Regions from separate parts of the Mus musculus genome. Here regions 1, 2, 3 and 5 are each linked to region 4. A link is a loop called in an ENCODE intact Hi-C map of the cell type or tissue named here. Cell type or tissue: heart. All regions are shown on one strand. Each heading gives the region's core, and the rest is flanking DNA. Links, peaks and the distances in the headings are about the cores only.

What was found. Peaks named below come from ENCODE experiments on the same cell type or tissue, not always from the same donor. Only the 100,000 strongest peaks of a DNase experiment are listed, where the experiment ranks them.
Region 1: it touches region 4 in a loop (3-fold over the local background); 5 of 42 quality-filtered maps call a loop at or near these places.
Region 2: it touches region 4 in a loop (9-fold over the local background); 3 of 42 quality-filtered maps call a loop at or near these places.
Region 3: a loop joins it to region 4, with 4 times the contacts of the local background. A loop is called at or near these places in 5 of 42 quality-filtered maps.
Region 5: it touches region 4 in a loop (5-fold over the local background); 5 of 42 quality-filtered maps call a loop at or near these places.

The regions. Positions count from the first base shown.
Region 1 is chr4:32,300,072-32,306,463 of GRCm38, reverse strand. It overlaps a transcript of Bach2 not described here. Among named protein-coding and RNA genes, the nearest start is that of n-TGccc3, 73 kb to the right of the region's middle. RefSeq lists an enhancer at 1,054-4,561. In heart, for the core only: no CTCF peak of the experiment used is centred there; DNase peaks (open chromatin) are centred at 2,623 and 3,253; H3K4me3 peaks cover 1,645 bases; H3K27ac peaks cover 4,449 bases.
Region 2 is chr4:32,285,257-32,291,648 of GRCm38, reverse strand. It overlaps a transcript of Bach2 not described here. Among named protein-coding and RNA genes, the nearest start is that of n-TGccc3, 58 kb to the right of the region's middle. In heart, for the core only: no CTCF peak of the experiment used is centred there; a DNase peak (open chromatin) is centred at 3,168; H3K4me3 peaks cover 373 bases; H3K27ac peaks cover 2,450 bases.
Region 3 is chr4:32,503,871-32,510,262 of GRCm38, reverse strand. The region is part of intron 2 of Bach2 (BTB and CNC homology, basic leucine zipper transcription factor 2); the gene reads right to left. Among named protein-coding and RNA genes, the nearest start is that of Bach2os, 65 kb to the left of the region's middle. In heart, for the core only: no CTCF peak of the experiment used is centred there; DNase peaks (open chromatin) are centred at 1,042 and 3,122; H3K27ac peaks cover 1,104 bases.
Region 4 is chr4:32,384,493-32,390,884 of GRCm38, reverse strand. It overlaps a transcript of Bach2 not described here. Among named protein-coding and RNA genes, the nearest start is that of Bach2, 30 kb to the left of the region's middle. In heart, for the core only: no CTCF peak of the experiment used is centred there; DNase peaks (open chromatin) are centred at 2,814, 3,784 and 4,364; H3K27ac peaks cover 3,180 bases.
Region 5 is chr4:32,334,361-32,340,752 of GRCm38, reverse strand. It overlaps a transcript of Bach2 not described here. Among named protein-coding and RNA genes, the nearest start is that of Bach2, 80 kb to the left of the region's middle. In heart, for the core only: no CTCF peak of the experiment used is centred there; DNase peaks (open chromatin) are centred at 2,972 and 3,872; H3K4me3 peaks cover 1,430 bases; H3K27ac peaks cover 3,891 bases.

The DNA.
Region 1 (6,392 bases), core at 512-5,511, 84 kb after region 4:
GCCTACCCTATCGGCCTTTCTCTTTCTGGGATGGGATACAGAGTGGGTGAGCTTAAGGCTCCAGCTCTGGGTGCTGTGAAAATGAGACATTTCCTTGCTGCTGATATCAACATTCCAGGGCTCTGATAGCAGGGCCACTTCCTCTGGTGTAACTCTGGGGAAAGACCTATGATATAGCCTGGAGGGATTTTACCTGCTGAGACCAGAGTACAAGAAAGGGGCTGTTCTTCAAGAACAAAATCCAGGTCTCAGTTTCTCTCTCTCTCTGTCTCCCTCTCCTCCTTTCCCTCCCCAATCCACATGCGTGCGTGCGTGCGTGCGTGCGTGCGTGTGTGTGTGTGTGTGTGTGTGTGTGTGTGTGTGTGTGTGTGTGTGTAAGAGAGAGACAGAGACAGACAGACAGAATTCTCCCTAAAATCATTTGTTTGCTATGTAGGAAACTTTATATACCTAATATTTCCATTTCAAATGCTGAGTTTACCTATAAACTACAAGCTCAGTGGTAAAGCACAGATCCAGCGCGTGCTGTGGTTTGAACAAAAAATGACCCCAGGGTCTGGCGGTGCAGCCTTGTTGGAGGAAGTACATCACTGGGGCAGGCTTTGAAATGAAAAGGCCTCCTTTACCTCCAGTTTGCTCTCACTACTTCATGCTTGGGGTTCAAGATGTGAGGTCTCAGCTATAGTGCATTCTCCATAATTATTACCTGGTCCAAACTATCAGCCACGCGGTAAGAGATGCCCTGCTGGAGAGGGAAGACTCGATGTTATAAAGTAGGGTTAAAACAAAGCCACTTCAAAATAATGATAATGTCGCTGCTGTGTAGTCTGGGATTCCTAAAATGCACAACAGCCACAAAAATGTCCTCATTCTTCCTTCAAGCATAATAACTCAAAGCGGCCCTGTAAGAGCGCAGCGGAATCACCGGAGCAGCGTGAAGGGACGTGGAGGGGTGTGAGCGTCAGAGCGTCTGATCAGCAACACTGTGAGCGCTGTGCTTGTTCTAGTTGAAGCTGTTTCTGCATGCTGACTACTCCAGTTCACTGGTGACTAGCAACAGCAGGAATGTGAGAGCTCCGTTCCAGAATTACTGAAACCACCCAGGCAACTTAAATACATTTCCGTCTCAAAACATCGGCAAAATGTTCCAACTTTTAAAATGCTAACAAAATATGAGGAGCCATGGTGAAGTTGACCTACATTCTAGGGAGGCTGAGAAGGGGGCGGGGAAGGCTGCACTAGTGGAGTTCAGAATAAATGCAAGGTTGCGGGGATGCTGTCTATGAAGTCACTCCCTCGTCTCTCCATTTCCATTTCAGTGTCCATGTATTTCCTGATCTCTGCACTGTGTGCTTTCTTCCATTGGACGGATCGCACACTTAGATAACTTGGTCGTTTTTCTCTTAGGCAGACTTTCATTCTGCAAAACCGGGAGAATTCCTGCACTATTGTATATAAACTAATTCAAACTTTATGAATGAGCAGCGGGGACCGTTTCCACGGACTGTTTTAAAGGCCTGTGGTACCAAGAGTAAGCAAAACCGATCCATGAAGTTAATGCTGCTTCCCATAATGTAGAATCTGGTTCTTCTCACTGTCCAAATGCTAAAGGAGAAACTAGTGCCATGGTGGGGGTGCTGGCAGGGTGGGGGGAAACAATGCCTTCCTCAGCGTTTCAAAACCGTTCACATCAGCTTGAGCACGGAAGCCATAGGAAAAGCTCTGTTTTACCTACCGTAATTACGGTATACCTCACAGCAACTCTCCACATTATCCACTTTCCCCCCTCCACTCAACTTCTCTCAATGATCTCTGGAAACCATTAACCAAAAGTCCTGGTCCAATTTTCCTCTTCCCCCTCCTCTGTGTCCTCAGTCTTGCTGGCGTCCAGACAAAGCAAACTTGTATTACATCACAAAGCAAACTCATTTTTTTCTCTAAAGCAGCCCATTGGTCAGTTACCGCTACTGGAACCAACACTGTCACAGTGTGGTCTTTGTTACTGAGTGCTGCTTGTAAAAAATATATATATACATACATATAAGTTTCCCAGTACTGCTTTCCTCTGCTAAAAAGAGGAAGCGTCTAGCCGGGTTCCACCCATGCAGTAAACTAGACATTACCTTATATACAAGAGCCTCTATGGCATTCCTCGGGCACTGACTGCTGCAGAATTCCTGCACTAGGCTGCACGCTGCAGGCCACAAGCTTCCCTGGCTCACTCACCCTCCTTTCTGCTTTGGCTGCTCTACTCTATCTATCTATCTATCTATCTATCTATCTATCTATCTATCTATCTATCTATCTATCTATCTTTCTTTCTTTCTTTCTTTCTTTCTCTCTCTCTCTCTCTCTCTCTCTCTCTCTTTCTTTCTTTCTTTCTTTTTTTCTCTCCTTCCTTCTTTCTGTCTCATTTCCACTGCCTCACTGTGTTTTTGTGTAAATGCTCTCTCTCACATGACTCAACAAATCCATCTGCCCGAAGCAGGCCAAGTCTGGAGCCCTCCCAGGAGGGAGGAGAAGAATTGCTTTGTGGAAAGGACTTGGAGCGCTGCCCTTCCTCTGGCTCGAATTACCCGCCTGTCAGGCCTGACGGATCTGGCTAAAAATAAAAGGAAGCGGGCTGTGAAAAGCAGATGAATGGGCTCAGCAGCTCCTCAGATAACACAGACCTGCTGTTGCCCAGAGCTTCCCAAACAGAAACTTCAAATGTGCGACCTCTGAGTGCAGCTATGTGGCTTCCAGGTGATCATGCTGTCTGACCCACCAGAGTGGTGTCGCAGCCTGGATTTTGATTTTAGCACCCCCCCCAACCTCAGTGTGTGTGTGTGTGTGTGTGTGTGTGTGTGTGTGTGTGTGTGTGTGTGTGTTAGAAAGAAAGAGAAATAGGAAGAGAAGGGGAAATAAAGTCTCGTACAAAAAGGTTCTCAGAGCACAGCTGAATTCAGTGGAGTGATGGCTTCTCACGTTTTAAAACAATATTGTTTCCACTACAAAATTCTCCTCCACACCAGACATTTTCAGTCTCCCGATGATGTCACTCCTCCATTCAGAGCCAGCAAAGAGTTAACAGTCCTTCTTGTAAGTGTATGGCCAGCGCCTGCAGTGGGTATTAAGCACTTAGGTTTGCCATGTAATGACACACTGTAACAATCTGTAATATGAAACATCAGCAAAGCTCTGGCTCTGAGGCTCGCTCTCCCCACCATTAGCCATATGTTTGGCTCCTCAGATAGCCAAGCGGGTGTTCCAGCATGCCATCTGGTTTCTATCCACACAGGCAACTGCAAAGCAAGGGCTGTACCCCTCTGGAGCTGTGTGTTTCTTATCCCTGTCCTCCCCTTTCCCCCCTCCCAGCTCCTTGGTTCCCTTGCAAGAGAATTCTCTGCCATTCATCACATGCAAAGAAAATGTTACCTGACCTGGCAGCAGTGGAGCCATTAAGAATGCACAGCTGAACTGTAAACACGCCAGAGGGTCCTTTACAGAATCTCCTCAAGTCAGTCTCCCCCCCCCCACACACACACATTCTCTACTCCTTCCTCATCCCCTATGACTGCAGACACTTGATCCAGCATGTTAAAAATAGGTACATTCTTGATAGAACCAGAGTTTGCTGTGGTGCCCTTCACAGTCACTTCACATACTGACAGGAAGGCTTTAACTCACACATGTGTGAGTGCGCACTCGCTCGCACACACACACACACACACACAGGCAAACGCATGTTTGTCTCAACATTCAATTAGCTTGGTGTCAGTGTCACACAGGATGACACACCCCTGACTCACTTCAGGAATCAATCCCTCCTGCTCCTAGGTATTCGACTGCTATTGTTTAATTTTCTGATGGTTCTTTCCACTTCAAGACACGAAACAGGGAGACAGATGAGGCAGGCACTCTGGAACAGGAGCTCGCAGCCATTTTCAGGCAACTGATGACTGACCGAAGAATGCCTTCTTCCTTCTGCATTTTCCAGGGGTGAAAGCACACAGCAAAAATAATCTCCCTCCTCTTGCCTGAACCCCTGATGCCGGGATTACAAATGTGTTATGTGTGTTATGCTGGGTGATGTGGTGCTGCGGATCAAACCTAGGGCTTTGTTCATGCTAGATAAGTACTCTGCCAACATAGCTGCTTCCCCAGGCCTGCACTTTAACAGCATGCAGAAATGGTACATGCTGTTGGAACTGATAGGATTTTCCTAGAGCTTCGCCTTCACAGGATTTGAAGCACTCTATACTCTTTTAACTGCATATTGGGGTATCTGATATACATAAAAATTGTCTCCTTGTTTCTGTAGAAATTGCAATTCATTTTGCTGCATTAAGAGATCATTAATTAGGGATTAATATTTGCCACATCTTATTTAAAACGCTGGTTTCTTACATACGAAAAAACGAAAGAAAGACTATCATTAGAAAGTGACTCACCAGAATGTCAGATTGTCCCACATGGTAGACTGGAGAGGATCTGTCAGGGAGTTCTGTTTATTCAGTCTAACAAGGGTGCCAGGAAGGCCACTAACTATGCAAACTTCTTAAGCCCACTGCCTTTGTGGATCCATACTTTCGTAATCACAATATACGCTGCATTAGCTAACAGAGCCATTAAGATTCTGTTTTTGCAGGTTTTAGAGAATGATGCCAAAGAGAACTTGTAATTTAGAAAGCTTTAGGAAATAACCCAGATGATTAGCCCAAATATATATAAAATATATATTATAAGTAATATATATTATAGTACAACAGTATGCATATATTATTTTAATATGCTCTGTCTTAATATACAAATTATTAATGAGATATTTTACATTTTACACTGGCTCTTGAAATAATATGGACTGTTCACATATAGCATCTACCAATGTGCACTAGTCTTAATTCCAGGACTTTGGCTACCTGTGGATAGTGGTGACTGCTGGGCAGCAGAGATACAGATTTTATACACAGTATAGGTCAAAGGATGTACAGATGTTTTCTCATAAGCAATAGCACAAGATCCAAGTGTAGGAGAGGGAGGCTGAGTCTGGGAAATGGATTTAAGCTGCTTGCACAGTCAATGCCAAGAATGAGGAAAAGGTTATAGCTTAGGGCCAGGACAGGAAAAATAGGGTGGCCTGAAAGAGTCAACCAAAGGATATTTCTAGAAATAAATCAGGGGGAAAAAAGACTTGTCACTTAGAGAGATGAAAGAAAGGGAAATGTCCAATAGGGATGTGGTTATTTGTTGTTGTTGGTGGTGGTAGTGGTAGGTTGTCTCTCTGTGTGTCTGCGTATCTGTGTATACGTGTTTTAATGTTATAACGCATGTTTTCAGTGAAATGTCACTGAATGCATGTTTAAGGTAAAATCTAGATATGTCTCTGCAGTTGAGTAAAAGCTATTGACTAAACCCTTGCTAAGTATTGCTCATGGGTGAGGCAGTGCTACGCACTAGGGGCGGCAAAGCTTTGGGACAGCTGAACCTTCTGTTGTTTCCAAGACAGGATCTCTAGTGTGTGGGGTCCATGCTGACCTTAACATCACTAGGAAGCTCTTGCAGGCCTCGGACTCACGATCGTCCTGTACCTACCTACCAGCGCACACACAACACATGGCCACAAGCATTACTTCTGAGGGGCTCGAATATGATGTCGGGGACTGAATAGCAAAGGAGAGGAATGTCTTAGAGGCCTACAAGATGCTAAATGTAACTTAGAATTTTTTTCTATAAAGTATTCAACAGACTTCTGCTTTGGTTCGGAGTGGGTCTTTCAGGCAGCAGAGTCCACACCAACTGACTTGACATGATTCAGGATTTGAGTTCCTGTTTGTATTCAGCTGTGCTGAATTAAGAAAATCCCAATACAGGCAACCACAGAGATTGATCACTCACTATCTGAACCGTATGATAAAAATGTGGAGAAATTTTCAGACAAGGCCCGGCTCTCTGCTCTCTTATTGCTGGCTCAGAATCCAACTTGACAGGAAGAAAACTGAATGCTTTGCTAGGTCAAACACTATGGGCAGTGCCTGCCCCGTATTCCGGAGAGGAGCAGACGTGACAAGCAAGCTAGCCAGGTTTTGCCAGGCTTTGCAGTCTTTCATTTGATGATTTGCTATTCTGCCTCAAATTCCTCCAAATGCTTAAAAAATTAAGTCAGATTTAATTGCAAAGTTTAATAACTTGTGTAATTAATTGAGTGTGTAGTCCAACAACTGTTCAAACTCCTTAAAACAAGGAACATTTGAGACATACAGTGAGTTCGGTCTCTGGGTTGCCAACCTGCACAGATGACTGCAGCCCACAGGGCTCCAAAGCCTGGGCAGGTGATCCACTTGCTGAATAAGTGTGACAGAAGCAATCTGATGGCTCAATTTATGAGTAGAATCAGGCTAGAATCTATACAA
Region 2 (6,392 bases), core at 987-5,986, 100 kb after region 4:
AATTTCCTGTGGCTTCCTCTGTTTTTGATGTAGAGATGAACACATGTAAAGACTAAACACATCAAGGGTCAGAGCTTCAGTCACTGATTCCAGGAATGCTGAAAAAACACTGTAATGTCTTCATAAACAGATCAAGAGCAAAGTCTAGGCTGTCTTCCATGCAGCACGCCCCCTGAGAGTCCATACAGTAAGACTGAGAGGTGACAGTGAGCACGAAGACATGCCATGTCTAGAGTCTGCTGCCTCAACTGATGAACACTGATGAAGAGACACTTCCTGGAAGGGCAGAGCTCTGCACGAAAACAGCTTGGAAAAGCTCTTGTCTGTTCACAGGACCTCAGTCAAGATTTCTCCAGAATCAGAGGCCAAGTCAAGAAAAAGGTTGCTTTTTGAAGTGGAAAGCAATAAAAATGTCAAATGAATGAAGCTGGCCATACAATAGTCTAACAGTTTTGGAAGAAAGATAGCAAGGTACAGTTGATCGCTCACTGAAGGTGTCACTGTAGGTGTTGAGGACAAGCAGCAATGAGGGAAGCCATCTTGGCCAACAGTCCCATATCCTAATGCTAATGAGGTGGCCGAAGTACCATGCACGCTTGCATAAAGCTCATGTCTTTCATGGTAGACTCCGAATGGCTTTGGAAGCCAGTCTGACTTTTACCACTTACCAGCTAAGCCACCCTGGGCCAATGATCTCACCTTTTCTAAACCTCCACTGCCTGCTGTGATCTCTGTTTGCTCATCTCTGCCTTGCTTCCTTTGTGAAATGCTGCTCCTGTCCATCAAAGGGGACAACCATGGCTATAGCCAGCTGCCTGGCCCAATATCAAATATAACAAAGCACTAAGTGGTCTGCACTTTTCAATAGAAAAAGTCTTGGTTAGTACAGCTGCTGATTTATAGAAGTTGCTGTGATTAAACAAGTCACACCAAGACGATGCATGAGGCTGTGGGGAAGGCTCAGTGGATGAAGTTTATCCCAGGGCTTGCACACACTAAAGGCAGAGCGACAGTGAACTGCTGCAATCCCAGTCCTGGTAGCACGGACATAGAGGGCCTATTCCTGGCCAGCTAGGCTAAGCAAATCACCAAGTTCTGATCGCTGAGTGGAAAAGGCTGTCTGTGTCTTGAAGGGACTGGGGCTAAATGTTAAAGCTGGAGACTATGTGGCCAGGAGCCTAGGCAAAGCTATTCTCCCTTACCCAGGAACATCAGGGAGAGTGTTTTTAAGGCCTGGGAGGAGTTTAAAGTACAAAAAAGTGTTTCAAAGTTAAATATTCATTTCCTACTACATGCTGCTAGGACCAAATGTATCTAACAGGCTCAGAGACATCCTGGTTCTCTGACTTCTCTGTAAGCCACACAAAATTCCCCAGCTGTTGGGCCCAGGATAGTTTATTTCCTTAGACTCCCTCTATTTCCTGCCACTTTAGATACCTCACAGAATGGTTCCTTCTGGTTTTAACCAGATAAGTGCTGAGAGCTCGCTGTGACACCACTACTCTCGGTGAGCATGTTTTGTATTGCAAGAGCATCTAGCCATATCTATTGGGCTTGTAGCATGACAGAGCTTGAGAGAACAGAAATGTCTCCCAGAACAACCCCTCCAAACCACCGAATTACACCACAGTCCCTTCTTGCCAACTTTTCTGAATGAACCTGTTAGGAAATATCAAGATCTACCGTGTGTTCTGGCCACAAACCCTCTGACAAGGAAGAAGGCTATAGAGAAGGTTAAGTCCAGAGCAGAGCGCCATTGAGACAGAGACTGAAGGCTCTGAAAAAGGTGTGTGTTAGGGGCGTGGGGGTGTGGGGGTGTGTGGAATGATCACAGAATAAAGTGGAACACCCAACAAGGTCTTGCAGGGACAGCCAATGAGTCTGAATTTAAAAAGCAATTGGTCATGCATTAATACTTAATGGGCCTCATTACTGTTTAGACTAAATCAAAGCAATAGATATCTTCCTTAGTCAAATTTATTTATGCTAAGCACAAAATAATATTCCTTATAAATCTATGGAATTTTCATAAGTCTTAAATTCTTCCCAGGGAAATGTAGCTCCCTCTGTCAATTATCCATCTATCCACCCATCACAGGAACAAAAATTCAAGGAACTCCTTAAAGCATGCAAAGAAAAATTATGAAAAGACACACACCAGCCAGATACATTTCAGGAGTGGTTGCCATAGAAACTCGTCAGTAGGTTTCATTTTTAGAGTTGTGCCTTTTGATAAAATAGTAAGTTTCTTGGAGTATTACACACACACACACACACACACAAATAGCACAACTGCTGATGCCCAACTAAAATGCTTTACAACTACTTATTTAAACGAGTTCTCCTTTTAGGATGCCAATTATCTGTAAAGAAAACAATCCACCCTAATGAGCTGGCTGCCAAGGCTCACTCTTCCTCACTCCTAGGTATTTCATATTGAGTAGAAGCTGAAGTGCGGCTGGTGTAGGCATGAAGAGGTCAGGTACTTGTCAGGAACCTAAGAAAATAAGACCTGGTGTCGAGAGGCTCCTGACAGCTTTCAGCCACTGGTGCTAACATCTTCCAGGCTATCTGGACAACTGCTTGCTTGTTCAAAGGCTTTATTAGTTAGGTCTCCCTTTTCTATGACAAGGTGGCTCTCCATCACCTGTGAGAAATGATACTATGTTTCATCTTGGGGGAAGATACTGTAACACTGCCACTGTACAGAGCTCAGCCACTATCTCCTTTTCATTTGTATTAAACAACTGCTTGCTGTGGGTCTGAGTTCAGAAAGCACATACTGCACTTCCCGTTCTGAAAATTAAGGAAATTACACATTCTAACATAGAATCAGAACAGTAGTCACTAATTCAGACACTACTTTTCAAGTACAGGCAGCAGGTTAGTTATCACAATGCATTTTTTTTTCCTGATCAAAAGGCATCTGTGTTTGTAGATGAGGGCCAAAATAATCTTTGGATTACAATCAATAGACAATCATCGCATCTGACGTGTGCCAGGAGGGGCCTAACAATTGCTTAACCTGGCCTGTAAAGTATCTTTGAGTCATAAGCCTGGCAATCTCTGAAATGGGGGCTGCTGGGTTCCGTTTTCTATCAGCTGGGAACACCCTGGCTTCAGACCAAGAAGCCAGTCCTCTCTAAACAATAAAATCAGCAACCATCCTGACTTCCTAGACACACGAAGTAAATCACATTAGCAGCTGAGGAGAGGCGATGAACTTTCTGTTTGAAGGGCAACTAGCCAAGAAAACAAGGAAGGATCAACTGAAAATGTCACGGCAGAGCCTGAGCCAGGTGCTGGCTCTAGAATGACTGACAGGTCCCTGTGAAGAATCCAGGGAGCAGAGCTACCACTCTGAAGCAATACCGAGCTCCCTTTTCCCCTTAAAATGATACAAGTTTGTGTACACATATTTTAACAATTTCTGGCAAAGTGCACGTGTGTATCTATGGTTAGATATGACTAAGAAATTTTATCTGTATGACTAAGAGATGATGGTTATCTCTGGAAGGATCAAAGGTCGTGTTTGTTTTGATATTTTCCCTAGGCTCAGCACTGGCATTCATGATCTCTTACAGAAAGGAAGATAAGCGCACACACACACACACACACACACACACAGAGTTTTTTTTTTTTTTAAAAGGTCAACTATGGGATAAGAATTAGTCAAACAGTGGCACTAGGAAAACAATCAAAGCAGTCCCTGAGTGTCTGTGGGGACTCGTGAATGTCCAGTTCCAAGAAGGCTCAAACGCCTTATATAAAATGGCCCGACATCTGCATGTAACCCACAAATCCACCTGTGAACTTTAAATGCGCTGCAGAGTCCTCACAAGGCTAACATAATGTAAAAGCCACGTAAACAGCCATGCCATCCTGCCTAGGGAATGACAAGGAAAGCAGGGTCTGTGTATGCTCAGCACAGATCAGTTTTTCCCAAACATCTTCAAGTTCATTGTCTATATCAGGGGATGTGCAGCCCATCAGATACAAGCGGATGTGGCAGATCAAACCTCTATTTCATTCCTGGTGGGCAAAACAGTGACACAAACAGTACAGAAAAGGGAAAAAAAGAAAAAGAAACAGAGGAAGTATTTCCAAAATGCAACAGGAAATCTGAAAATAAGTATGAATGAATATTTTATACTGAGTTAAATATTTTTAAATTAATCTTATAGGTCACAAGTGTACATTAATTTTAAAAGTTCCTTATGTACTAATTATGGCTTAGGTCCAAATATAGTTTAATATAAGATATGTTGAAGTCAATCAAAGGATATTGTTTGGAGAATTCATTTCGCCTCACAAAAGAACCTGCAGTGGGTTGTAAAGCAATTCTACCCACAATGCCCTATGTTCCTCGTCTTAAAGAGGTAAACAAGTTGCACGAAGTTTTTTGAATTTTTAATTTTTAATTAACTTTATTACAAAAACTTGCAAATAAATATCACAGACCAAAAGGGACCAGAGCCAAGCTCTTTACATTCCCATGAACTTGGATACACTTAGGAAAGCATTCCGAAGCGGGAGAGCTTCGCGTTACATTTTACACTTTCACTAGGGACTAATTTCAATGCGAATTTTTAAAATATTTATGTGATAATTAACTTTTCAAGTGTTAAGAATACTTTGGTTGGCTTAGGACTAAATCCATACTGAATTAATATTTCTCTAACTACCTTGATATTTGATTGATTATATTAAGAAGAGAACACACAGACATTTGTTCCTTCTTTAGCCTCTCTATAATGTAGGAGATGCTTACAAGGCTCTTAAGCTAAAGAAGAGAAACCATAACTTCAAATATCCCAAAGTTTCATTACAGAGTGAGCAAGCACTGACTCCCGAAGACATGGTCTACGTTAGCCCCTCAGCAGGCAGACGCCCTCTTTGAGAAGTAGTCGGAATGATCGATCATCCACCACACTAGCTTTGCCTTGCAAGGTCTGTGCCCTTCTCTCCTGAATCACAGATATCTGCAGCCTAAAAGATGGAAGCCAAATGTCAGGACTGCCTTCTGCCAAACATACTTGAGAAGCCAGATGGCTAACCACTAAAATAATATACTATTTCCAAAGCCAAGAGTGTAATACATTTGAATCTTATCACTTCTCCATATAGAACTCCGTTTGGAACATTGAGACTTAACTAGATGAGCACACACTTCCCATATAATGTATATACGATAGGATAGTGTGTATACGATAACAATGAGATTACAACAGTGTATCATTTCAGCTACTGTTCTGTTGGGTTGGTGGCATTTAACACAGAAAAAAATGACCCAATCACTTCAGTAGCAACTTCTCCAAATAGCTGCATTTCCAATCGCCTCACTCAGGCAGGTGGGGGCAGTTTGGGAAAGGCAACCACAAACATTTATGCTAGCTTTGCTGTTAACAAGCAGGCTGGAGCCAGACTGTACCATAGCAATCTCCTCCTTCCCAAAGGATTTCATTTCCTCTCTATCAAAGAGAACCTCAAGATACATGAGATACAAGATACACAAAAAAATAAAATACTTAGCAAAGTGGCTACTAGTCCCAATGCCTGCTAGTGAAAGCAAATTAGGGTCTAGGCCTGGAGGTCAAGAGTGTGTGGTAGAGGTGGGATATGGCCAGGGAGAAGGGAGCCTACCAGGCATGTAGCAAGCAGTTCTAACTCACCACTCAAAATGTCTACCACAGGGAATTGCTAAACCTGGTGTTTGTTATTAGCTAATGATGAAATAAAATGTAGGTCAGGCAGAAAAATGTTAAACCGGAAACAAACATTCAGATGTTGCATGATGGAAGCTACCTTGGGTTTTTACTTTTTGGGGGGATGCTTTTTTATTATATATATATATATATATATATATATATATATATATATATATATATATATATATATATATATCACACATAAAATCTTACTTCTGTTTACTTTTAGTTTTTTTTTCCCCAAGTAGTTAGCCTTAATGTAAGTCTAGTTTTAGGCTTATATAAAAAAAATTGTTGGAAAGTTCCCTGTCTTCTGGCTCTCACATTTAAATAACACCTTGTGTGAGTATGATATATTTGTTATCATTAATGAGCTAGCATGCTCTTATTAACTATATTCTACAGGTAACATTGGGGTCTGTTTGCTGTGTTACATAGGTCTATATATTGCAAAGCTACAACGTGTGATTATATCACTACAGTATCATACTGAATTGCTTCATGGCCCTAGCCCTGTAGTCTACCCATGCTGAACTGGGTAAGAAGTGCTCAAACTGTCTTCCATACGGTCTGTGCCAACGACTTCTTCTTTTTAGTCCTTAATAATTCACAGAGGGACTGGGATGTAGCTCAGGACTGGCCTGTTTGCCTATTATGTGCCAAGCCCTTGGTGATTTCAAAGTA
Region 3 (6,392 bases), core at 967-5,966, 120 kb before region 4:
AATCACACCATGCTTTCCCAGTTTAATTACAATCTCAGTTTTCAGGAAGCAAAGAGAAATAAGAGACACAATCCGAGTGTCTCTTCCATTCGGCGTTTAGCCTACACAGCTCACACTTCCATTGGCAAGGTGGGACAGGCAGTAATAGGGATAAGAAAGCTATTCTCAGCAGTACTGGATCAAATAGAGAGCCACTACATCATAAGTGACTCACCCATCCACTCAGGAGTGATTAGTCGGCAGCCACGAAGCCATGCTAATTGGAAAGTGGCTTATTGCCAACCCATGCTGACATGCCCTACAATTCTCTGGCTGCCAGCCGCTGTCTCCCGATCACACCTCTCACCTTTTTTTTTTTTTTTTATAATCTGGTTGGGAAGTGAAATAATTTTTCAAAACTCTCTCAAGTGCTATTTAACTTCTTATCACGAATTAAAAGTTTAATTAAATACTCTGTTAGAGGCCTGGGTCCTATGATTAAATATGACAAAATAATAGTTATGATTACTGATCAAGCGAAGAACTTTATAGCTCTGAACTTTGTCTTAAAAGCTATTATTAACTTTAATTGAAACAGCTAAGAGTCTCCATTATAGGAGAAAGAAAGAAATGTAAGGGATATTTTGTTCGTACATAAAGAAGGGTTTAAAAGTGAACTAATACATACATTAATTTACAAAATTTAATTTGCATGCCACTATGGTTCAAGGCCTTGTTACAAATCCGTATCAAATGCTAATCACTGTGGTCATTTTATTTTAAGAATAAACAAGTGTAATGCAAAGAATCTTTAAAGATGCCTTTGAAATCAGGTCACTTAAAAATATGTTTTATGTGGGTCTTGCTTTTTGGTATGTTCAAGCCGTGCCATTGCCAGAAGAAGAGCATCTCTGAAAGTCTCTTTAAATAGGATGCAGCGGCCTCGGATTAAAAAAAAAGCAACAGGTTTGAAAACAGCTTATGTGTCTCATTTAAAATTAGCTGTCGCTGTGGCTGTCCGCACTGGCCCTCCCTCCCTGCTGTCACCAGCATCCTAAGGCCTCCAGAGAGAGAGAGAGTCACAGTAGCCTGAGTTCCCTGCCAGCGCATGGCTTAGCTTTCCTTCATCCCTATTGAGGCCCCGATTTCAGGGCTGGAAGTCACCTTTGCCTTACTATAAATAAATTCTCCCTTCAGGCATTTCAGAACCACTGTGGCTTGATTCTAACTCTCGGAACCTTCCTTCCCACTTGCCTGCAACTCGTTGCTTGGAATATTTTGCCTCCTTATTTATTTGCTTTTCTTTTCTTTCTTTCTTTTTTTTTTTTTCATCCATTGCCAAGTCTCACTAATGCAACTTGGAAAATTGCACCACAGCTTTTAATGAGGATTCTGTGCTAAGAGCCATTTCACCAGAGAGGGCTGCTCTTTCCTTTTATGGGAATAATAACACCTACTGTTTCTATAGCACCAGCCTTCCAAGAAGTTGAGCATATCATGTTTCATTAATCTGAATGGCAACCTGCCTGTCAAGCTGGGATCCAGCACTGCTACTCTCTGCATACTCATACCGAAATCGAGGGCATTAAACAAAATGATTTTCTCAGGACTATAAACCCAGAAGCAGTTAAGGAGCTGTGATCTGTCTGTATCTTGCCTGCTATGCCTGTGTTCTGGGTTACTGTGTCCCCATTGTGTCACCACTGTCCTCTAGGCTCCTTTGCTCTGCTCCTTTGAACATGCAAGACATCTTAGAATTAGGGGTGCTGACAAAATTGAGCCCCACACTTGCTCTGTTGCCTTTTCTGCAGCTCCTTTCCTGATAGGCTTTGCCTCCCATTTCCAAGATCTTTTCCTGCTTCCCAGCCCAAGCATCTCCCCTCAATTCCTGGCCAGCCACACTAGTTTTCTCTCACTCCAGCATGAACCTAGGAAATGTCAAGGACCAGAAACCTGTAACACAGGGTTAGACTCACAGAGCAATCATGCAGGTCTGCCCCACCACTCAGAGAAGGCTATACTTGGCAGAGCTGAGTCTGCTCCTTGGTCAGTAGATTCCATCCTCTCCTGGGTACCCAGGGACATCCGTTTTGTTTCCTGCATAATCAATCAATGTTTCTTCTTCTGGAAATTTTCCATTAGCTTGAATATTGGGGTTGCTTAGCTCTACTGTAGTTACAAATCAAAGATTTTTTTTTTCTTTTTTTCTTCCTTTTCTTTTTGAGATGGAGGCCTTACTATTGCCTAGCTGGGTTCAAGTGATCTTGCAGGTCTGCTCTACCTCACTCCGTTTGAACGGCTCAGCACTCCTGTCAGAATGTGATCTGATGAAATAGAGAGGTTCCTGTTTGCAGAAGGCACCTACGAATACAGTCCTTGCATCTGGTCACAGTGCTGGGTGTGAGTGACGAATGAGTGCATAGCTTTACCTGGGACACCTAACCCAACCCCTCAAGGCTCAAGGAATACAGGAGAAGAGGGAGCAGAAAGAATATAAGTGTCAGGTGATGAGGGAGCATCTTTGCCGTCCAGGTACGACACGGCCGATGGAGATCCGCACAAGGGTGGGTCCTCCAACCCTTCCTCATGAGGGGTTTCATGAGGCCCTGCTCTTCCTGAGGGGACAATGACTGTTAATGATTGCTGGTGGGGTGGAGTGGGTAGCATCTTATGCTCAGAGGGGCAAAGAAGAGGGATGAGAAGAGGCTCATGGAGGCTGAATATGATTAGAATACATGGTATATACATATGAAATTGTAAAAATAAAAGTAGTGTTTTGAGCCAGATGGTTGTCCTCCAACGTGACTCAGGGATTCAGGCTTCAGCTTCTCTAAGTTCTTGGACACCTTCATTGATGGGAAAAAGGATCCGGACCTACTTTTAGCAGCCTCAGAGTAGAAGTGACAAATTAGTCCATCATCACGCCACTGGCTGCACTCAGCCACACGGCCTACTTGGTTATGAGTGTAGCTTTTCTTTGTGTGTCCAGGAAGGGAAGGGAAAGTGGGTGTGGCAAACTTTGGCATTGTTGGCCATGGTGTGCAAGCGTGCTGGAGTCTTTCCCTATCTGACAGATAAGCTATTTCCCTCCAGCTCCTGGCCCAGTTCTCTGCTTGCTTTAATTAGTGCAGCCTTACAGTCAGCTGAAACGAGGCATTCTTTCCTGTGGAACACAGGTGGGTCTGTTTTCCGCTTCAACTGCATCTGCCTGCCAAGTGCTCAATGAAGTCACAGGCAGCATCCACATCTACTTGTTGAATGGCCTTCAATCCTCCCATGTTCCAATTCCTAACTCTGGGTTAGATTTTGCCCATGGATTTAATGGGCATATAAAACCTGACAATAAACGCTTCTACTTGGATGCCAACAGGCACCTCAAACTTCATACATACACACACAGGACTCCCCAGTCCTGACCAACCCTCCTCACCTACAATCTTACTCACTCAACTGATCTCAGCTAATGGTAACACTATTCTTTTACTGTTTTTGGAGAATCTGGCACTCACGTACGTCTGTACCACTGCCAGGATCCTCATGCTATGTCTTAACTACACCAGGGTCTATCTCTACTCTGGTGCTCCCTTGGGCCTTCATCTATGTACATGTACACGACACAGACATCAGAATAACCTCTTGTGAAACTCTTCAGTGGCTTCTCTGTTTATTCTGTGCAAAGGCCAAGTGTTTAGTAGGGTCACAGTCTGGCTTTATCACCTCTCTGACAGAATGAATGTGGCTCCATGCCACCCTTCCTTTGGTACCGTGTCAGGCATTTGGGACTTGCAGTCACTGGACCCTTCTCTGTTACTCCTCTGCCCCACTTCCTCGCTCACCCACTGACTTTCCAGCTGCCAACATGGCTGATCCTTCACCTTCTGCCTATGTGTCATCTGAAGTCACCCTTGCCACAGGCCTTTCTTGACTTTCCTGTTTAAGATCTCAGTATCCGTGACGGGACATTCCATGGCTCTCTCCTCTCTTTCACTTTCCCTGCAGTTTCCTACCTACTGGATTATAAGTGACAATCACCCAGATCCTAGAATGGTCCTTCCTGGTGCATGGTAGGGCCTGGATGAATGTTTGTTTAATGAATGGGTAAATGTTTGAGGAAATAGTCCAAGGAGGTTGACTGCTTGAGCCTTCACACACAGAGGTCCAGACTGTGCTCTGTCCAATGGCTCCCCTTTATGTTTTTTCAGGTGAGTGCTGGTGAACAGGGGAGCTGGAAGGGCTGGCTCTGTGCTCAGGGGTGGGTGCTTTGCCTTTCTTACTGTGTCCCACAAAACATCCTCTTCCTCTACAGGCTCACGAAGGCTGAAGGCAGAAGGCACCCTGTGCTTTAGCATTTTAAAAAAAGATTTATTTATTATTTTATGTATACGAGTATACCGTAGCTGTACAGATGGTTGTGAGTCATCACGTGGTTGCTGGGAATTGAATTTTAAGACCTCTGCTTGTTCTGGTCGGTCCCACTCACTCCAGCCCAAAGATTTATTTATTATAAATTAGTCCACTGTAGCTGTCTTCAGACATACCAGAAGAGGGCATCAGATCTCATTACAGATGGTTGTGAGCCACCATGTGGTTGCTGGGATTTGAACTCAGGACCTTCAGAAGAGCAGTCAGTGCTCTTAACCTCTGAGCCATCTCTCCAGCCCCCTGTGCCTTAGCATTAAGAGCTTTTCATGGCATCACAAGTGACAGGGGCCATCCAAAGATAACCATGGCAGTCTTATTGCTTCTCTGCAGGTCCTAAACCACATGTTTATAGTTCTATAAAAGCTGCCTGAAAAAAAGGCTCCATGATTTTGCTGTGGCCTCTGTGCTTGGTGGCCCCACCAAGAATGAGCCTCACTATACCCTGGGGACAGGTTCCTTTTTGTCAATAGTCCTTTTGGGTCAGATCCACTCCCATCTCCTTTTTTGAGGAGGGAATTTTGAGACAGAGGCCCACTATTTAGGACTACCTGTCTTAGCCTTGAACCCACAGAGATCTGGGTGCCTCTGTTTTCTGAAATTAAAGTGGGTTGAAATTAAAGGTGTTCTACCATGCCCAGATCTACCCTACTTTTTTGTTTTGTTTTGTTTTTTAATAATGAGAGAAAATGATCCCAAATTGTTGAAGGGTCGGAGTTAATAGACTAGTGTAAGTCTAAAGTATTTATAATAGCTAAAGACATATTATGGAGAGAGATGGCTCAGGAGTTAGGAGCACTGACTACTCTCCCAAAGGACCTGGGTTCAGTGTTTAGTACCCACAACAGGAGGCTCACAACTGCCTTTAACTACACTTATAGAGGGTGTAGCATCCTCTGGCATCTGTGAGTACCTGCATGCATGCAGTCCATAGAAACTCACGCAGATGCACATGCATAAATACAGAAAATATCAGGCTACCTGCCTGATAGTCTTTATCCTCAGTTTTACCCACAACCCTGAGTGCTGAAGGACCAAAGAAACAAGACAAAGAAAGGTGTAGCATTAAGAGAGTAACCAGCAGATGGCAACTCATTTCCATTCCCTGGGAACCCAGCAGACTTCTGAAAAAGGGTGTTGTACACTCACCCCTTCTTAGGACACACAGCCCATTCCTATCCTCTGTACTCCACAGACTTCAGGACTCTGAGGCCACTGGTGAGACGGTGAGCATCAAGCCCAAAATGTTTCCCATGACCACAGTTAAGGAGCTGTTTGCAGAGTTCTCTTTAGTGTAACGAGTAGTGGGAGACCTGATCTGAGATGCGCAGAACACTGGCCACTGTCTCCTCTTTCAGCACAAAGCACAGTCACATTGATGAATGATCTGCTCAGTTGTGGAACGGAAGTGCTACTCATCCTCTGCCCGTGAGAGTGTGCGCGTGCGCGCGCGAATGTGTGGTCTAGAGACTGTTGAGGGCTCTTATTTGCTGGCAACCATGAGTCCAGCTTTTGCAGAGCTGAATGGCAGTTGTTGTTTTTTCCAGATATTTTTTTTCCACTGACAGGAAGCTGGGTAACACACGGATGCAGATGATAAAGACACTGTAGGGACAGCAGTCACTTTATAGGGCTAGAAGCAACAAGACCAATACACAGCCAACTCACTCTTAACTAATGTGACCAGACTGAAAAACTAAAGTAGACTTCTACTGGACATCCATGACTGCAGTCGGGTGTCCTCTTAGTCTGTACAGACGTGAGCAATGTACAGAAAGAAGCACCCACATCAAGGGTTTGACTTGAGAAGAAACTTCAGGCTTAGTAACATTTATTTATACCCTGGTTTCCTTCACATTTTACTGGATGGGTACTGTATTTTGATTATAGGTTAAGGGCTTCAGAATTTTAGGGCTTCTTGAAATTAAGATCATGGCTCAGCACTTAGGAGGCAGATTTCTGAGAGTTTGAGACCAGCCTGGTCTAGCACAGCT
Region 4 (6,392 bases), core at 552-5,551:
CAGGAAATGGCTGCAGGATAACTGGACAGATTATCTGGAGATAGGTCAGAAATCCAGCACCCACCTCTTCCTCCAGAGAACGGTGAAAGGAGAGTGAGCAAGGCCAATGATGGGAGCCTCTAATGTCATGCCTGTCTCAAAGCTGCCGGGCGAGGAATCTGAGGACTGGGTCAGTGTGTGTTAGAATCACCCAAGGGGACTTTTGGAAAAGCTCACGTCTTCATGTAAGGATGGTCCAATCAGAATGTTTGAGGCTAGCCTATAGAACCTGTGTAATTCTGATGATCTGCCATCCTTAAAAATGACAGGTCTAGGTGCTCTGCCCTCCATGAGTGTTCAAGTAGACCTGGAAACGAACCACAGAAATGATTGCTGAATGTATAGTCAACACAGGTTGGGCTCCATGGGTTTGGAGTAGGGGGAGCAGGGAGACAGAGCAAGGAGGAGAGAGACGGAGAGCCTCGCTGCCTGACCCGACCCTCCCCGCAAAGAACGTCAACAATATTAAATACTGTAGAAGGAAAAGATGAAAAATTACCAAGACTGACAGTCTTGGGGGAGCAAGATTCCTAAGCATCTGTCTACACACAGGACCACAGTTTAATCCCAGGGGTCAATGTGATTTGGGGACCAGCAGTAAGAACACCAGGGAGCCTGGCAACAACAAACTGGACTCAGGTCCTCCTTCCTGCCCTGCACTATGCCTGAGCACTTGAGGAGACGCTGTCTCTAAAGACGCAAGCACTTCGTAGCCTGCCTTTAAGCATCTGTCCTTGGTGGTGAGTACAGACCACCAGCATTTGGGGGTTTGAGAAGCCAGGCCATGCACACGCATCTCATTTTGCATGGGGTTTCTCACACTTTTGCAGTTGCTAAAGCTTTCCCAATAATTTTAATCTGTGTGATTATGTGATACTTGAAAATAACAACTAATTGATTTTTTTCCACCTCAAATTCCCTATCAATGATCACAGAGCTGAATACCCCCTTTATACAGCTAGTGGCCACCTGTGTTTCTCTGTGAACTGATTTTTTTTTTGTTCTTTTTGCTTGTCGCCTGTCTAATGTTAATAGCTATAGGAGAAGCTGTATTAACTCGAGATTTAGAAATTCAGTTTAATCACAATGAAAAGACACGAAGATGGGGTGGGGGAGGGGAAGCAAGGAAAATTAAATGTTCCCCCCAAAAAAGGAGGATAATCAAAAGATTAGTTTGTGTGTTTATTTATAGACACTGGGTACAGCAATCCAGTGATTAGGCAAATTAATGCAGCTGTGTGGGATCGCGGCGCTGGGATCAGCCCCCACGTCCTTTTCAGATGATGCCACCTGTCATTTAAGTATTTTGCATTTGCCTTTTATGTTCCATACATTTCATGATGATTCTTACTTGAAAACACTCTCAGTTAACTCGTTGAGGGCTCTAACACGTTTCCACCTCTTTCTCTCTTCTACAGTCAGGAATGGAGTGAACCGAGCACAGCCCAGACTGAGAGGAGGATGGGACGTTTGCCTCAGAAGACCACTCCTCTCCACATGCCCATCTCTTAGGAAAGAGGAAAGGTCTACTCTTCCACTGCGTAGCAAACTGGATCCCTGCCAACATCGTTTGACAAAGTAAGAGCAAGATGTCGTGTGCTGGCTTGAGAGCAGGAGCCTGTGCAGCCAGTCCCTGCCCCTGCCTCGGGATGCACTCAGTCCTTACTGCCCTCAGAGAGCCCAATCCTGTCATGTCCCAGAGTCACAAGATCATATCTGGCACATATGACCCATGTCACCAGTGAGTGTTTGGGGTCTTCCCTGAGGGCTCCTGGAAATAAATGATGCTGAAGAAGACCCAATCCATTTACCCCCTGTGTCCCCTCGGGACCTATAGGTCTCCCCTGTTTCTGGAGTATGATGTGTGCCCAGTGAAAGCACTGTACCAGGTGAGGAGGCAGTCTCTAGCCTCTGCTGTGTGGTCTGTGAGCTACAAACAGGTTTAACATGTCTATAATGCACGTCAGGCAACTGAGGAAATGTAAAGCATGAAGAAAGGGACTTTAGGAACAAAACAGGAGGGTGACTGTATCCAGCAGGTTTAACATAAACACAGGAAACCCACGCCTCTGCAGCTGGGCCGGCTAACACACCTACCGTAGCTTCTAGACGGAGGATGGTATATTTAAGTTTTTTGTTTTTCTTTTTTGTAGATGTGAAAGGAACGGACAGCTCTGTACAGATCTCAAAATGAGGGTCAGAGTCACGGATGCTCATCACTGGCGTGTCGTAGAATGCTTTGGGAGCTGCTATGTGTCACAGAGCATGCTGGAGAGAAAGTGCTGGTCTGGTTTGGCTAGTCACCCCAATATCTAGATGGCAGACAGAGTAGAGAGAAAATGGAGATCCCTAAACAAACAGAAACACAGAGCTACCTATAGGTACACACAGAGCTCCATCAGGTGTTAAGTCAAGAGAGAGACTGTTTTAACTGTGTGGATGAAGCTCAGCAGAATACGCAAGGCTACTGCCACAAAATGTAAAAAACCCATAGGCTCTCTTTCAAATCAGTATTGGACACAGTATGTGTCTTTGTATCTTGCTCCATGTGGTGGCTCTCTAATCAATTAGGGACAAAAAAAAAAAAAACACCTCAAGGTGGCCCACAAGTTCTAGAGCCAATTCTCAAACAGCAAGAAGTGTCCAAATGCCCAGAGGCACAGGCCGACTCAGCTGCACACATTCCAAATCCTCCCATTTCTTGTGGTCAATAGAAGAAAGGAAACCGCCGAAAGATAAGCAACAGGAGTGGCGGTGACTTTCTGTTCCTTGTATTTCAGCCAGCTTCCTGTGTGTGTGTGTGTGTGTGTGTGTGTGTGTGTGTGTGTGTGTATGCGCCCGCTGCTCTGCCTCACTCCCCCCTCACGGGGGTGGGGGTGGGGGACAGCAAGCTGTTGACAACTCCTACTGTACAGAGTTGTTCATGCTGCAAAAGTGTTTACTGCTCACAAGTGACTCTCAAAATTAATTCACAGCAGCAACACCAGAGGAAAGCTTTGACAGACCGTCTTATGTGTTGACACAGTTATAAGTTGTTGGATTAAAAAAAGCAACACACTTTCCCTCTTTTCCAGCCCAGACCCACCCAAATTGCTCCAAATAGAGAGCAGGAACCATGTCTGATTTGCAAATACCATCCTGTAAGTGGCTGCTTCTGGCTCTGGGGTTTGTGGCTTCGGGCATCAGAAGGATGTGGCCCTCACTTCTGAGGTGGAAAAGACTAAAGTTTGTTCACCTCAGCCTCCTTCGGAGGTCAGGGAAGCCATTTTCCCTTCAACAGCTCTTCTCCCCTGGGCAAGCCTCAGGCAGCAGGTGGGAAAGAGGGATAGGGCTCGATGTTAAACCTCAGCAGACACAGGGCCACCACAACAGCCCCCACCCCACCCCTCCCCACACAATACACTTCCCTCTTCCTTTCAGAAACAGCAATCCACTCCTGGCAATGGCTTCAGGGAGTCTGGGGAGACGGGCTTTGCTTGCTCCGAAATAATTTACAGTAAAAATAAAATCAGAAAGAATGTGGTGTGATTTAACCAACTCAAGCTACTGAAGATAATTAGAGTAAAAGAAAGGGGCAGGGGGATGGCAACTTTGGCCTAACCGGGCCCTTGGCAAGGCTCAGCTGCTGGCTGTACTGTGGAGGTTCTGGGCTTCAACAGCTCCCACTACGCAGCATCCTCTCCAGGAAGGAGTCCAAAGGCCTCGGAAACTAAGATTTTTATTAAACACAGCGAGTGTGCTTCCCGGTCAGAAACTGCTAGTCCCTGCGCATCTCACTAGTGCAAGAACTTTCTCCAGTTGATCATGACTGCCAGTAGAGTGGATTGAGAGGCCATCCCAGGGGACACTGACCAGGCATTTCACTGGCCTCTCCTCCTTCCCAGACACGCCCCTTTTAGCCACGGTCCACAGGTACAGGAGGAGTTCTTCTGCCTGTACCTCTAGGCCTGCCTGAGTCTCAGCAATTACTTCTGCATTGGCCCGTGAGCTCCTGGAGAACGGAATGTGGCTTTAAACCTGCCCCATTTTTTATGGGGAATTTAGTTCTTTTTTTCTTACATATGAGCCTACCTTTCAAATTTATGGCCATTCTGAAAGGTAAACTAAAGTTTATAAAGTTTCCAGTCATATCCAGTGTGACTGGAAAACAGCATTTGTGGCACTGGCTCCTCTGCAGAGACAAGGGACTTCCAGGAAGAGGTCAATGGGAATGTCAAGGGCACACGCACAAGAGCCAGCTGCTTCGGCACGTAACTAAAAACCCCAATCTCATCACTGCTATGCCGGCCAAGCAAAGTGATCGCTCTCCACCCAGCATGGAAAGACAGCTTCCTCCCTCCCGCCAATGCGGTCATGCTAAGAGGACACTGCCCTTGCCCATGCTGTGCACAACCACATCCAGGCTTGTTTTGTTTGGATGACGGCACTAGCTAATGCGAAGTAAAGGGAGACACCCAGCAGTGGGAATCCGGCAGCAGAAAGAATGAATGCACAGAAGATGCGGATGATAAGAGAAATTACCTAAGTCTCAGACATACTACCTAGTCAACGAAAAGAACCATGCTTCTCTTCTGGGTAGCCTTGCTTCGTACGGCCAGCAAGAGAATGGTATGTGTGGTGTTATGTACATCAGCTGGACCCACTTTTCATCCATTTCCCCATCTAAGGCAGCATGCTATAGACTTGTCCAGGGCCCCTGAACAGAGTTTTCCAATCTGACAGAAGTATTAGATTACGTGTGCTTACATATCAGCCATACTTGCCCCTTTCCTCAAGTACCCATTGGGGTGCCCTTCGAGGTCTTCCTAACTTCTCTCTCTCTGGTTCTTCTGTGTCTTAAAGCCAGCAACCTTCACGTTCTGTTTTCGCCACATTGCCACAGATCACCCCCAGGAACACATGCCCAACGACCATCTCCAGCTCAACCCGCACAGCCACCATTTCTCTTTCGTGCCACCCTTGCTTATATCATATCACGGATTCGGGCTGGTGGTATGTCTCTGCTTCCCCTTATCAGTCGCTCAGGGACACAACCACTGAGCCACCACAATCGCTTTACAGAGCTAACAACCGTGCGCTCACAAACCTCCACTATGCACTCCACCTGATACCCTTCCCACTCTGCCCAGCAGCCTTCCACAGAGGTCGGGCTGCATTTCCCGCAGGAGGACAGTTCTGCCCGTCCTAGGAAACCATGCAGCCCTCTCTGTACTGCACACACAGCAGATTTGCTCCTCAGGACCTCAACCACTGCATCCTTGGCTCTGATGGCCACTCAAAACCAAATTCATTAGATGTCTTGTGTCTGCAACTAAATGCATCATGGCTCCTCAAAGACGGTGTCTTCCTCCTGTGTGGCAAATGCTATAGCAACTACAATGAATAAGGATTTCTTGCTAATCTCTGTCCTTCCCTAATCAGGAAGGGAGCCTAAAGGAAATGCAAGAGTAAACTAAGCAAGGAGGTAACCGGTCCCTCTAGATGGAGACATACTGGGATTGGATAAGCCCAGAACTGAGGACATCTGCTGCCAGGAAGTTTATAACACTGCCAAACACCCTCCCAATGTTCAGTCACAAACTCTGGGTAAACTCTGGATTTTGGATGTAATTCAGTACATGAAAGGGGGTGGGGCAGGCAAGAAAATAATTCCTGTGCATAAATGAATCACCATATGCTTTCCCTTTTAAATCCAAGTTAATTAGAAATATTTCTATAATGTAAGACAGATACTTTATGATGATGCATAGGGATATCCTATTTGGGAGTGAATTTCTTGATATTTATTTATTTATTGGGTTTTGAGGCAGACTCTTACTGTGTAGTGTTTGCTTGCCTGGAAACCACTACGTAGACTAGGCTGGCTTCAAACTTGCCAAGATCCACCTGTGCGATTCCTAAATACATGTGCTATGATCCGTATTTGGCCTGAAAGAGGTGGTCAGGGATTGAGGCTGCTCGGCTGAGATGGTTAATAACGCTGTGGCAGGGACAGGCATTGCCTGGGAGAGTGGACAGATTGCATAGGAACCAATTCTCCATCCCTGGCCTGCAGTGTGAGCTTTTATCTAGACCCCAGGCTTCTGGATGGAGAAGGAAGGGGTTGTTGTGTCTAAGTGGAAAGTGTAGACCGTGGTTTGGCTAAGCCAAAGCTCAAAGAACTGGCATGTGCTTTATTCCAGGCAGGCAACGGGAAGAGGCCTGAAGGCAGCCCCTGCTCATTGTTCACAGGACCAGGTTTCCAGGCCTCTGGGGTCCTAGGTATTTTAACAACTGGTTGTTAAGGCACATGGTAGATGGAGACATGGAGAAATATTGTGAGGTATGGAGTGAGTGAATCCAGAACTTAACTG
Region 5 (6,392 bases), core at 683-5,682, 50 kb after region 4:
AGTGGGAGAAGGAGGGACAAGGAAGACAGTGGTTGCGAGAAGGGTGTGTGTGTGTGTACTTTTGCTGTTGCCCTTGTTATTCATTTCAGATGGAGTGCAGCTGATTCTTCAAACTGACCTCCATCTTTTGGGCTCAAGTAACCCTCTTGCCTTTGCGTCCCAAATGGCAGGACTCAAGGTACTGGCCCCGAGTCCAGCTTACACTGTTTTTGTTTTGTTTTGTTTTGTTTTGTTTTGTTTCTATTAGAATTTAAACATGCATGCAGTAGTATATCATAAGTATGCAAAATGATTTCACGTAATTTAAATATAATTTTAAAACCCTTCCCTGAAGTCCTTAGTAAATAAATAACAGAACAGCACACTGTCCACAGTCTCTCAGCTCTTGCTGTCCTCAGTGGCCGAAGGTCCAACTACTATCAGATCCGCCTCTCCTGAAATCGGCATCCCCGGGATGGAGCTGTGGGACAGCACTCATGAACCTTGCGAGCTCTCTTTAGATCAACAAGTCATCCTTAGAAGAACTTTCTTGAGATGGGACTATGATGGTTGGCCATGTGATCCTGGGGCAAGCTTACCTAGAGAGCGCTTTGGGCAAACACTGAGAGCATCCCTTCTTGTGTTCTACTGCGGAAGTGTTTGCATCATCTCACTGAGCTGCTCAGCTCTGGACCAACACCTTTCTTTTTCCTATCTTAAGTCAAGTAGAAAGGTGAATGTCTGGTGGACCCCTGCACACACAGCTTGCTTCCTCCTCTCTAACATGCACCTCTCTCATCTCTGCTTGGGAAGACCCTCTATATTCTTGAAGGCAAAGCTCAACGACAGCTTCTCTGTCAAGGCTTCCTTGCTTCTCCAAGTCCACCTGCCTCACCTTCAGTTTGATCACTCAGGATTCTTTCTCTTACCATGTCTTGTCTTTGGTTGGGGCTAAGATACTGACCACCCACTGGGCTCCTGGTTCCATGCACAAATGAGACTGAAATCGTGAAAGTGGTAAATTTAACTGTAAATTTAACTGTAGTTTTAAGATTCAGACACACACAATCTCAGAAGCCACCGTCTGAGAAGCCCCCGCCACTATATAACATGTACCTAACCCCGTACCAGGAAAGATGATACACATCACACGGGCGTCTTGTCTTCCCCGTAGCAGTAACCACACCCGAAGTACACATTCAGATGAACCTTCGTCTCCTGTTGCATTGTCCCATTATATTTTATTAAAGTGGGGCCTTGCTATGCAGCCCAAGCTGGCCTTGAACTTACGACCTTCCTAACCCCCCTCAGTGCTAGCATCCGATGTCCAAGCCCAGACGTTTACGTGAGATTATTTATAGAAAAATCGAATGGCTTAGGTTGACATTTATGTTTATAGCTATACAATTCTGTAATGTCACTCAGTGAACTTGGTGCCTCAACTCTGCGATCCCCAAAGTGGCTGACTATGAACCTAATAGGTTAAGCATGATCTGTGACGTTTCTGATAGTCCTAGTAACGTACAGATCCCTGATCCTCAAGCGTACACTCAACAGAAGAAGAAGTTTTAACAAAAATCGACTACTCTTGACAGAAACAGTGGACTCCGGGTCATTGCCCATCCTCACTGCCTGCAGGGAAAGCCTCACTGCATGCGGAAGGTGAGTCCAGACAGGGGCTGTATGATGGGCAACTCGGACAGACCACCCGATTACTGCTGGAGACCTGCTCTAGGGCTCTGGGAGCTGCCTGCAATCAAGGATGTTTGACTGAGTTCTGTTAACTGTCAAGATTTAATAGGCAGAGCTAGTTAATAAGGGCTGGCTGGATCTCTCACCAGCCCTTGCATCATGCCCGCAGCCAGCAGCCACATGCTTTATGGCGTCGCATGGGAGTTGCAATGGTGCTCATGAGAGACTAAACTCAGGGTGGTTTGAAGAGGAATGAGTAAGCATCCTCAGCCATGCATACAGGGCAGCTGAAGCCGTCTCTGTGTTTCTCAGACGCACGGTGAAGGCTGTCAATTTATTCCTCACCAGCATAGGCCGAGCCAATATCTCTTCCCTAAAGTTCTAAGCAGCTCGCACCATGTGTTACATGAAGCTGAGTGCCATGACTCACAGACACGGTATTCACAGTGAACAAGGTAATAGTTTAGAAAGTGCCGGCAGGATAGCCCGATTAACTCCTGCTTGGAGGGAACTCTGTAAATAGAAGAGATGTGCAGAACATTCTACCTTCCTTGATGCTCCTCTGTCCTAGCGTGCTATGGCCTTGCACGTGCAAATTCCCTCTTTAGATTCCCAGGTAAAGGGGCTGTTGTTTGTGCTTTGAAGAAAACAAGGCAGACTTTGGCAAGGAAACAGAATTCTAGCAAGGATGCTCAACCTCACCCAAGATTCCTATACAACCTGATTCTGCCATCCCGCCCTGTACCGCCCTTCACCTTCCCCATCACGCAGACGGGTCCAAGGACAGACGCAGCAGTAAGAGGAGCGTGTACCTGGGGGAGCACATGAACAGGTGAAGCTTTGTGAAGTGGAGGCTTTCTTTCTAACTGACCTCTGTTCAAGTCCTAGCCAAGGCACACCCACCCTTCAGGAGACCAGGGATGGTCTCTGTCATTCCGTGGAAGGAAGGCTGCTGAGGGTCTGCGAGATACAGAGCTGAACCTTGAAACGAGGTAAGGCTAAGGGGGTGGAGAGGATGGCAGCCTCTCTAAGCTGCTTTCGTATACTGCAGTTACTGGTTAGCCACTCATCTGTGTGTATGAACATAAGCAGGCAGGTGATTAGCCAGTGGCCATCTGTGGTTAGGGCCCTATACAGTGATTCCTGTGGAGACTGAAAGGGTTAAGCACCTGAGTCGTCACCAGAAGCTGAAAGTCCGGGTATGAATGGTATGCAGCTGGGCAGTTGTCCAAAGGCTCCGTATCAGGAAGACGGCGATAAACAAGTGTGTGTGTGCTCGGGGCCTGATAAGTCAATGGGGGCAGAGAAAGCGGTGCAGCCACCCAGCCTGAGGAAATATGCAGCGGGCTGGGCTTCCACTTTAGGTGAACAATAGCTCTGTATCGGAAGCAGGTCTGAGGGTTCGCACACCCTCAGGATGGTCTTTGACGTCCTGTACAGTAAATGACTGTTGCAGGGGACTGAAAGCTGGCCATCAACTCCAGCATATAAAACCATGAGAATGGGACTCTAAAATTCTCAACACAAAAACAGGCTATGAAGAAAGCACATGGGAAAATTACACATATAGGTCTCAATTGCATAAAATACATGAGTATATTTAAAAGGACACATTAAATGAGCTGAAAATTTTAACACCATAGAATTTTCTCTGGTGGTGAAATTATGTGATTTTTTTCTTTTATTACATTTATTTCACTTTCCTGTTTTTTTTTCTAAAGTAAATGCATACTACTTTGATGGCAAAGAAAAGAAGGAAGTTCTTTAAATAAATTAAAACAAAATCCCTGAATGAAGGGTTATCTGCTGATGGATTGATTACCTGGCATGAAGTAGGACCATTCATGTTTATAAACTATTACAATGCACTGGCCTTTATGTCTGCAAGCTTTAGTATCTTCTGCCGTGCAGTATAAACTTCCTGAAAGCAAAGACTGAAGATTCTGTGTACTGTTGGGCTCAATTTAAAAACTGCAGACAGGACATTACATTATGACAACTTCATCAATACACTCGGTTCTTTGTCACTCCGGTAACCAACTTTGAAAATTCCTGTGTGACGCAGCTTTCCCTCCACCCTTAAAATAACACTATAGTAATGGCTTTTCTTTTCTTTTTCTTTTTGGCAAAAAAATATCCTGAGAAATTGCTCCCCTGCTGTATTTAAAGCAGAAAGGAAGAGGGCTACCCCACCCACCTCCGTGCTGACACATTAGCTAACAGCTTTATTTATCACTGCACTCCTGGCTGCCCCAGCCCCTAGAATAGAAAGTAAAGTAGACACAAACTGAGCTCAGCTCCAGCATACATGTAGCTCTGGAGCTATAACCATCCAGGGCTTCCGTCTGCAGCCTTCTCCAGGTGCTCCAAGTCTTAGTGATCCTCCGAGAGAACATCTACTCTAACTTCTGAACTTACTCTCAAATATACTTTGCAGCTTTTGCTTGATTTTACCATAATGCTCATAAAAGGTTAGAAATTACTATTTAGAGGCAGTGTTCTTACTAGAAACTTAAGAGATAGCAAGAATGACAGAAATTAATAGTCCCTTGTAAGGTGTCACAAAACAGGCAGGAGGGCAAATGTGCAGTCCCAGTTTGCTCATTATGAAACATAGAAGCTAGATTTTTAGAGTCATGACCTAGCCAAGTTCTCTGTCCATTCCTACGGCAGTGGCTAATACCTGCTGCAGTGGCGACCTTATCAAGTGCTCTCACTTACAAGGTTCAAGGGTTAAGTGCTCAATGTACACGGTGTCTCTATTAGTACTTTAGGGAGGCTGGGTTAAGGGAACGTCTAGAGACTTTGGTGTTAGAGCTGGGATGGAGTTCTCAGATACACACTGTCCCCGTTAAGGACCAGCTGACTGAAGGGGCATGGGGTGGGCGTGGTTACTAAGTGTGAAATCAAAGCAATAGGTACAATTACATTGTTTTTAACTTGAGTCTGTTTCATACATATAGCTGGCCTTCCTCTACATTAAGAACATGGTCCTGTAAACAAACAAACAAACAAAAATCATTAATCCTTCTGGAGGGAAAAAAAAACACAATTGGAGGAGAGCTAAGGTCCCCTTAAATAACAGCTCAAGTCCGTGGTGAGCACCGCCGTCTGAAGGCTTGGGTGTGGCCACCTGAGAGACACAGAGAAACTTAAGAGGCAAATGTACCGACAATAGAGTCTGTCTGTGGAAAGCACCTTCTGTTCTGACAGGAAGAATCTGTCACAGTGAAAATAGATCGGGTCAACAGCATCTGAGGGATACATGAGTGGGGTTCCGGTCTATCCTGTTTGCCATGGCGCCGTGGCACACGCGTGAACCTGCACACACATGCGCACACACCCGCACACACCCCTGTTCTCTGTTATTTGGTCAAAAAAGGAAATAAAACATTTTCACCCAAAGTATAACAAGGGCTGAGAGCAGCTGGAAGAAAACAGCAAAACTGGCCGAGGGCTCCCAGCAGGCTGTTCTGCGGGAGGCAGGACAACCCCAACCTGGGAGTTCAGCCTCACACACATAGAGTCATTCATATGAGTTCATACAGATAGGGGTCATTTTGACCAAACTCATAGATGCCAGACTGACAGGTAAAGTTAAACTGTTGCCGACCAATTTGTACTAAGAAATATACTCTCCCAGAGGGACAGAACGCTGTCCTCAATTGTCTTCTGTAAATTAAGCCATTTACTGAACACCTACTTACTACAGTTGGTTCAGGGTCTATCTGGGCAACATTACACTTAATTCTGGCAGCAAACTTTGGGGTGCTGTAAACTGGGGTGGAGGTAGAGGATTTGCTGGGAGGTGCAAGGAGGCTCCTGGCTGATGTCAGTGGTCTAGACAACATCAGCTCAGAAGATGCTGACCATGAAGGCCAGAGGTCATAGGTTATCATCATTAAGCCTAATGATATACAACTAATGATATATTGGCAACGCATATGACAGTCGGTCTGCAATCATCAGGGACAACCTAAAAATTTACAGTACCTGCCCCCAGCTCCTTTTGAGGGCTGTCACACACACCAGAAGCCAACTGATTGTATCTGACATTATCAACATCTAAAATGTCGTGTTATCTACCTGTGCTTTTATTTCTCTACACACGGGTTTATCTAAGAATGGGTCCCTAACTTCTGGGATTTTTATACATAGCTATTTCAGCCATTTTATGTTAACATGATAGTTTCAGTTTCAGATGACATTTCCTGTACGTTTCCCTGTGATTCAAATTTTGAGGGTGTTAAGGAATTGGTACCTAGGCATTGATTCATTTGTGTCTATTACAAGTACATATGTAAATACACATGGTAAAAAAAAAAGACTCGCCATATTGTATACTTAAGTACAATCAAAACAGACCCTGGTGATTTATAAACTTATTCTAATAAGCAGAATCTAAGAATATTGTTAGTAATATTTTTAGAGTTTTTTTTAACTCTAAAAAGTTAGTAATGAGCAGACATGGTGGGGCAGACCTTTAATCCCAACACTCAGGAGGCAGAGACAGGCTTATCTCTGCGCCTTCAAGGCTAGCCTGGTCTACAGAAACTTTCGAAAGTGAGGTGAGGGGGGATCTCTCTCTCTCTCTCTCTCTCTCTCTCTCTCTCTCTCTGTTTTCAGCAGAAATAAATAATAAATACAAACCACTGACTCCAGGTCAATAACAGGCATTTCACTTGTGTGCCTCTGAACTGTGGGTTTGGCTTCACCTCAAG